Linked DNA regions of Homo sapiens: region 1 is linked to region 2. The links are chromatin contacts, found by Hi-C or POLR2A ChIA-PET in ENCODE. All regions are on one chromosome and are shown on one strand. The core of a region is the stretch at or near the end of the contact, and the rest is flanking DNA. Distances in the headings are between cores, read along the strand shown. Region 1 holds the start of RNF135 (ring finger protein 135). Region 2 overlaps CRLF3 (cytokine receptor like factor 3).

Region 1 (2,809 bases), core at 34-2,533, 160 kb before region 2:
CTAACAACGGTGAAACCCCGTCCCTATTTTTTAAAAAAAGAAAAAAACATACAAAAAATTAGCCAGGCGTGGTGGCGGGCGCCTGTAGTCCCAGTTACTCGGGAGGCTGAGGCAGGAGAATGGCGTGAACCCGGGAGGCGGAGCTTGCAGTGAGACAAGATGGCGCCACTGCACTCCAGCCTGGGCCACAAAGCAAAACTCCGTCTCAAAAAAATAAAAGGTTAAAATGAGGCCAGGCGCTGTGGCTCATGACTGTAATCCCAGCACTTTGGGAGGCCGAGGCGGACGGATCATCTGTGGTCAAGAGTTTGAGACTAGCCTGGCTAACATGTCGAAACCCCGTCTCTACTAAAAATACCAAAATTAGCCGGGCGTGATGGCGCACGCCTGTAATCCCAGCTACTCTCGAGCCTGAAGCAAGAGAATCACTCGACCCTGGGGGGCGGAGGTTGCAGTGAGCCGAGATCACGCACGCCATTGCACTCCATCCAGCCTGGGCGACAGAGCGAGACTCCGTCTCAAAGAAATAAAGAAAAAGGTTAAAATGGCCAGTTTTAATGTTATATAGATCTTACCACAATTTTACAAGTTTCAGAGAAAGAGACCGAAGATCGATTGGGAAGAAGTTGAAATATGCCAAGCTGTGTAACAGCTAAGTTGACAAGCTTTCGGAAGATGGGGAATTTGTTTTTTTCTACTTCTTCATACTTTTATGAACTTTCCAAAGTGCCTCCGAAGAGCGGAACTCGACTTTTAGACTGAGAAAAGGAACGTAAAAGTAGAACGGCTGAGGAAAGGGGTTCGAGCCACATGGGAAAGGGTCAGGCGGCGGGCAGCCCGGGGGAGCCAGGGGAGCTGCGGGCCCGGCCTCCCTACCCGCTGCAGTTCCGGGCGGCGCCGGGGCCTCGCGGCCGCGCTGGAGAGGGAACTGGAGCCCGGGCAGGGGCAGTGGGCAGGGTCGGAGCCCGCCTGTATCTCGCGTGCGGCGCGGCGGTACTTGTCGGCCAGGTCCTGCAGTAGCGTGTTCTTCCGCAGGTGCGGCTGCTGCGCGGCGCCCTGGCGGCAAGTGGGGCAGGCCCAGCGGCGGGCGTCGCGGGCGCCCCACAGGGCCTCCAGGCAGTGGCGGCAGAAGCTGTGGCCGCAGGGCAGCGTGGCGGGCCAGTCCAGCAGCCCCTGGCAGATGATGCAGCCGAGGTCGTCCTCGGCCAGCCACACGGGAACGGCGGAGCCCAGGCCCAGGCCCGCCATGGCCAACAGGCGGCCGGGGCGCGGACGTCGGGGTTGAGCCGGGCGAGTCTCCTCAGGCTCCTCCCTCGCCCTTCCTCTTCCCCTTGCCCTCCTCCTTTTCTCGGCCGCCTTTTCTCCTCCTTCCTTGGCGCCACCCCGTCTCCTTCCTCCGATCCTGCTGAAAACAGACTTAGAGCCTCCAGTGCCCAGCTGGAAAGACAGAGCTGACCTTCAGTGGCGGCCTCTTGCCCTGGGAAACCAACATGCCGCGAGCTGCTAGAAACCCGCGGAGGTCTCCAAGATTCCCTTTAGCTGGATGTCCCTCCATTAAGATGCAGCACCGTTGGATGTCTTCGTCCGTTGGCTTAAAAAAAAATAAACAACAAAAAAGATGCAACACCGACAACTCTTGGGAGGAGAGGACTCCATTCAGCAGCTTATTTATGAGAATGAGCCCACGAAGTGTCATCCAGCTCCTCTAACAAGTAGCAGGGGATTAAAGATCACCGATGCACAGCCACAGGGAGCGTCCTCAAAAATGCTGATGTTCGGCCCCGCTCGCAGGGAGTCTGATTTCATTGTCTTGGGTGGAGCACGGGTATTTTGTAAAACCTCCCCCAGGTGATTCTGACGCGCATTCAAGGTTGAGTGAGCGAACCCTTGGCTTTTTAACTCGCAGGTATAATGCAGAGTTGTGCGCTGTGTCCTTACCGCCTTCTGCGGGATGTAAGCGCGTTTCCCAACAGACACTCGGACAAAATTCTAGAAAGTGTTTTCCTGAGAAGGCTCACTCACTCACTCACTTCGCATCCCAGTCCTAAACGCATTGCAACCAGAAAATGTTAGAGCTAAAAGAGCACCACGTCCTCCCAGATGACCCAAAGAGGTTAAAAAAAAAAAAAAGAGAAAAAAGAAAAACTTGCAGGCTCTCATGGTAACAATGAAGCGTCAGAGACTAAAACCCACAACTCCCCAATCTGTTGAAATGAACTAACAACGTCTCATGCTTTACTTTATCCTTTCTGGCCTGGGCTCAAAGTAGGTATCAGATAATACAAGTTTGTAGCCGACCTTTGGATCACTTGAAGTCAGGAGTTCAAGACCAGCCTGGCCAACATGGTGAACCCTCATCTCTACTGAAAATACAAAAAGAAAAGAAAAGAAAAGCCAGGCGCCCTGGCGCATGCCTGTAATCCCAGCTACTTGGGAGGCTGAGGCAGGAGAATCTCTTGAACCCGGGAGGCGGAGGTTTCAGTGAGCCAAGACTGCGCCACTGCACTCCAGCCTGGGCGACATAGGGAGACTCCGTCTCAAAAAAAAAAAAAAAAAAAAAAAGAAAAAAAAGAAAGAAAAGAAAGAAAAAAAAGCGTTTGTGGTTATTTCTAATACTGGAAGTGTCATGGAGTAGGCAGCGCTGCTCATCAACGTTTCCAGTGCTTTCCCTTTCTGGGCACATGGTAGGACTGGCACTTCCCTGACCCACTTGAAACACACAGAGGTAATATGTTACTTCCCACCAGCTTTAAAGGCGACTGAGCCGGCCATTGTATCCCTTTCTGCCAGCTGCCCCAATTATGGAGAT
Region 2 (2,937 bases), core at 127-2,626:
ACTACGCTTGGGTAATTTTTGCATTTTTAGTAGAGACGGGGTTTCACCATGTTGGCCAGGCTGGTCTCGAACTCCTGACCACCTGATCTTGTGATCCACCTGCCTGGGCCTCCCAAAGTGCTGGGATTACAGGCATGAGCCAATGTGCTCAGGCCAAAACTTTGTAAGTTTTAATGGTCTGTTACATTAAAGGTTTTAGTGGCAGATTATTTCAAAATATTATTGATCAACATAAACAATGTATATTACAGTTTCCTGTTTGAAATCTTGTCTGTCATTTGTATTCTTAAATCTATTTTGTTACAAATCACCACAGTTGTTTTTGCCTTGAATGACTAGGTAGCATTTGAAGCTGATTGGTTGTCCACCACACAATTCTTTACACAGGGACAGGAAATACTACGTGTTATACCAAGAAGTGTCTTTAGCCAATACATAATTTACAGATTTATCTGGGAGCTCTTTTAAAATAGTGTTCTATGGCCGAGCGCGGTGGCTCACACTTGTAATCTCAGCACTTTGAGAGGCCGAGGCAGGAGGATTGCTTGAGTCCAGGAGTTCGAGACCAGCCTGGGCCACATGATGAAAATCCGTCTCGACAAAAAATACAAAATATAGCTGGGTGTAGTGACACATGCCTGTGGTCCCAGCTACCTGGGAGGCTAAGGTGGGAGAATCACCTGAGCCCAGGAGTTCGAGGCCGCAGTGAGTTGTGATTGTACCACTGCTCTCCAGCCTGGACGACCAAGTGAGAACCTGTCTCAAAAAAAAAGTGTCCTGTAAGTACAAAACAGCATGGTGTAATGAAAGAGCATAGTCTTTGGAGTTAGACTGTTTCTGGCACTGCGAAGCCTTGGGTAAGTTGTCTTCTTTCTCTTCTTTGGTCCTCACTTTCTGAAAGTGCATTGTGAAGATTTATTGAGTTAACAGTGAACGCATGGAACCATTGGTACCACATCAAATATGAAGAAATTCACTCAGCAGTGGAGCTGCATTTTTAAATTAGTTTCATAAAGTCAAGCAAATGAACTTGATTAGTTACATGATTGGATTAAAGGTGACTAGGCTTTAAATCATGAAATATTTCAAGGAAAAGAAAATGATCCCATGGTGGTATCAAGTTTCAAATGGCAGTGGTTGGGATTCTATGAGCAAAAGGGACCAAATTTACAATGAGAGTACAGGAGGTGAATTTGGAAATTGAGTCTCATTTTTTTAGCCCTCTGTCTGTTTTGTGTTCACTTACTTCCTTTTTTCTGAGGTTCTGAAACAAAAACAAAACGTAGGCTCTGCAACAGCTGAAGGAGCTTTTGAATTCTTTCTGAAGAGGAAATTGACTTTACCTAACCAATGCACTTCCTGTGTATGCTATATCCGCTAAAGAGCAAGACAGGACCTCAGAGGCACAGTGCTCAACTGCAGAATTTCCTCTTGGCCATTCGAAATGTATTACAGCGTTCTGACACAAGGTCTTCACTTATTCTGGTATCTGTAATATGTATACAAAGCAACTGAGGGTCCTGTTAAAAATACAGATTTGGCCGGGTGCGGTGGCTCATGCCTGTAATCCCAGCACCTTGGGAGGCTGAGGCGGGCAGATCACAAGGTCAGGAGTTCGCGACCAGCCTGGCCAAAATGGTGAAACCCCGTCTCTACTAAAAATACAAAAAAATTAGCTGGGCTTGGTGGCGCATGCCTGTAATCCCAGCTACTAGGGGGGCTGAGGCAGGAGAACTGCTTGAACCTGGGAGGCGGAGGTTGCAGTGAGCCGAGTTGGCGCCACTGCACTCCAGCCTGGGCGACAGAGCAAGACTCAAAAAAAAAATATATATATATACAGGTTTGGCTGGGCGCGTTGGCTCACGCCTGTAATTCCAGCACTTTGGGAGGCTGAGGCAGAAGGATCACCTGAGGTCAGGAGTTCGAGACCAGCCTGACCAATATGATGAAACCCCATCTCTACTAAAAATACAAAAATTAGCCAGGCATGGTGGCATGCGCCTGTAATCCCAGCTACTCAGGAGGCTGAGACAGGAGAATCACTTGAACCCGGGAGGTGGAGGTTGCAGTGAGCCAAGATTGCTCCATTGCACTGCAGCCTGGGTAACAAGAGCAAAACTCCATCTCCAAAAAAAAAAAAAAAAAAAAAAAAAATATAGGTTCTAGGGGAGGAGGAGGAAAGAAAAAAAATTCATGTTCTGATTTAGCAGTTCTGGGTGGGGCCTGAGATTCTGAATTTCTAACAGTATCCCAGGGGTTGTGTTAAAATCATAAGGTATTCTCTCTTTGGTTCTTTTAGAAAGTTCTTTGAAACACACATGATTAACTGCGTTTTCACTCAACAGCATTTGTTTACCAGATGCTATGTAGATGAGGGCCCAGTTTGCAAAGATCTCATAGTTGAATGGTGAGCTGAATCAAGTGCAATTTGGGTTTATGGCCTTTCTTTCTTTTTAAAATTTTTACTTGGATTTATTTCACAGAAATTCTTTGGTAAATACAGAAATTAGTTAACAATTAATTTAGGATTTCTCTTTGTGATTTAAAGAATTATTTTACTAACTGCATAAATATTATTATAACTGCGTTAATGTCAAATGGAGAGAAAAGGGCTGGATGAGGTGGCTCACGCCTTATCCCAGCACTTTGGGAGGCTAAGGTGGGTGGATCACCGGAGATCAGGAGTTCAAGACCAGCTTGGCGAAACTTTGTCTCTACTAAAAATACAAAAATTAGCCAGGCGTGGTGGCATGCGCCTGTAATCTCAGCTACTCAGGAGACTAAGGCAGGAGAATCTCTTGAACCCAGAAGGCAGAGGTTGCAGTGAGCCGAGATTGCGCCACTGCACTCCAGTCTGGGCCACAAGAGTGAAACTCTGTGTCAAAAAAAAAAAAAAAAAAAAAAAAAAAAAAAAGGAAAGAAAATTGTTTCTATGGT

The links. A loop is a pair of places that touch in the nucleus more often than their neighbours do. ChIA-PET counts read pairs that join two places held with the same protein, here RNA polymerase II (POLR2A). Pooled maps may share reads with other maps.
Region 1: a map of B cell shows a loop between it and region 2 (8-fold over the local background). The contact joins the promoter of RNF135 here to the enhancer-like site in region 2. A Hi-C loop is called at or near these places in 1 of 168 maps with a recorded cell type or tissue (B cell) and 4 of 50 pooled maps. POLR2A ChIA-PET finds 5 or more read pairs at or near these places in 5 of 52 experiments (H1, activated B cell, activated CD4-positive, alpha-beta T cell and 2 more).

The regions. Positions count from the first base shown.
Region 1 is chr17:30,969,513-30,972,321 of GRCh38, reverse strand. It overlaps RNF135 (ring finger protein 135), which reads right to left and starts at 1,283. Exons shown (of 5, transcript NM_032322.4): 1 at 877-1,283. The coding sequence starts at 1,248. RefSeq lists enhancers at 468-717, 746-1,307, 1,408-1,657, 1,308-1,869, 1,938-1,997 and 1 more and a silencer at 788-1,327.
Region 2 is chr17:30,807,495-30,810,431 of GRCh38, reverse strand. All of the region lies in intron 1 of CRLF3 (cytokine receptor like factor 3), which reads left to right. Among named protein-coding and RNA genes, the nearest start is that of CRLF3, 16 kb to the left of the region's middle. Within about 2 kb of position 1,376, at least 8 of the 41 ENCODE cell types and tissues checked have a DNase peak (open chromatin) inside an H3K27ac peak, as active enhancers do; they include B cell, where a contact is called at or near this core.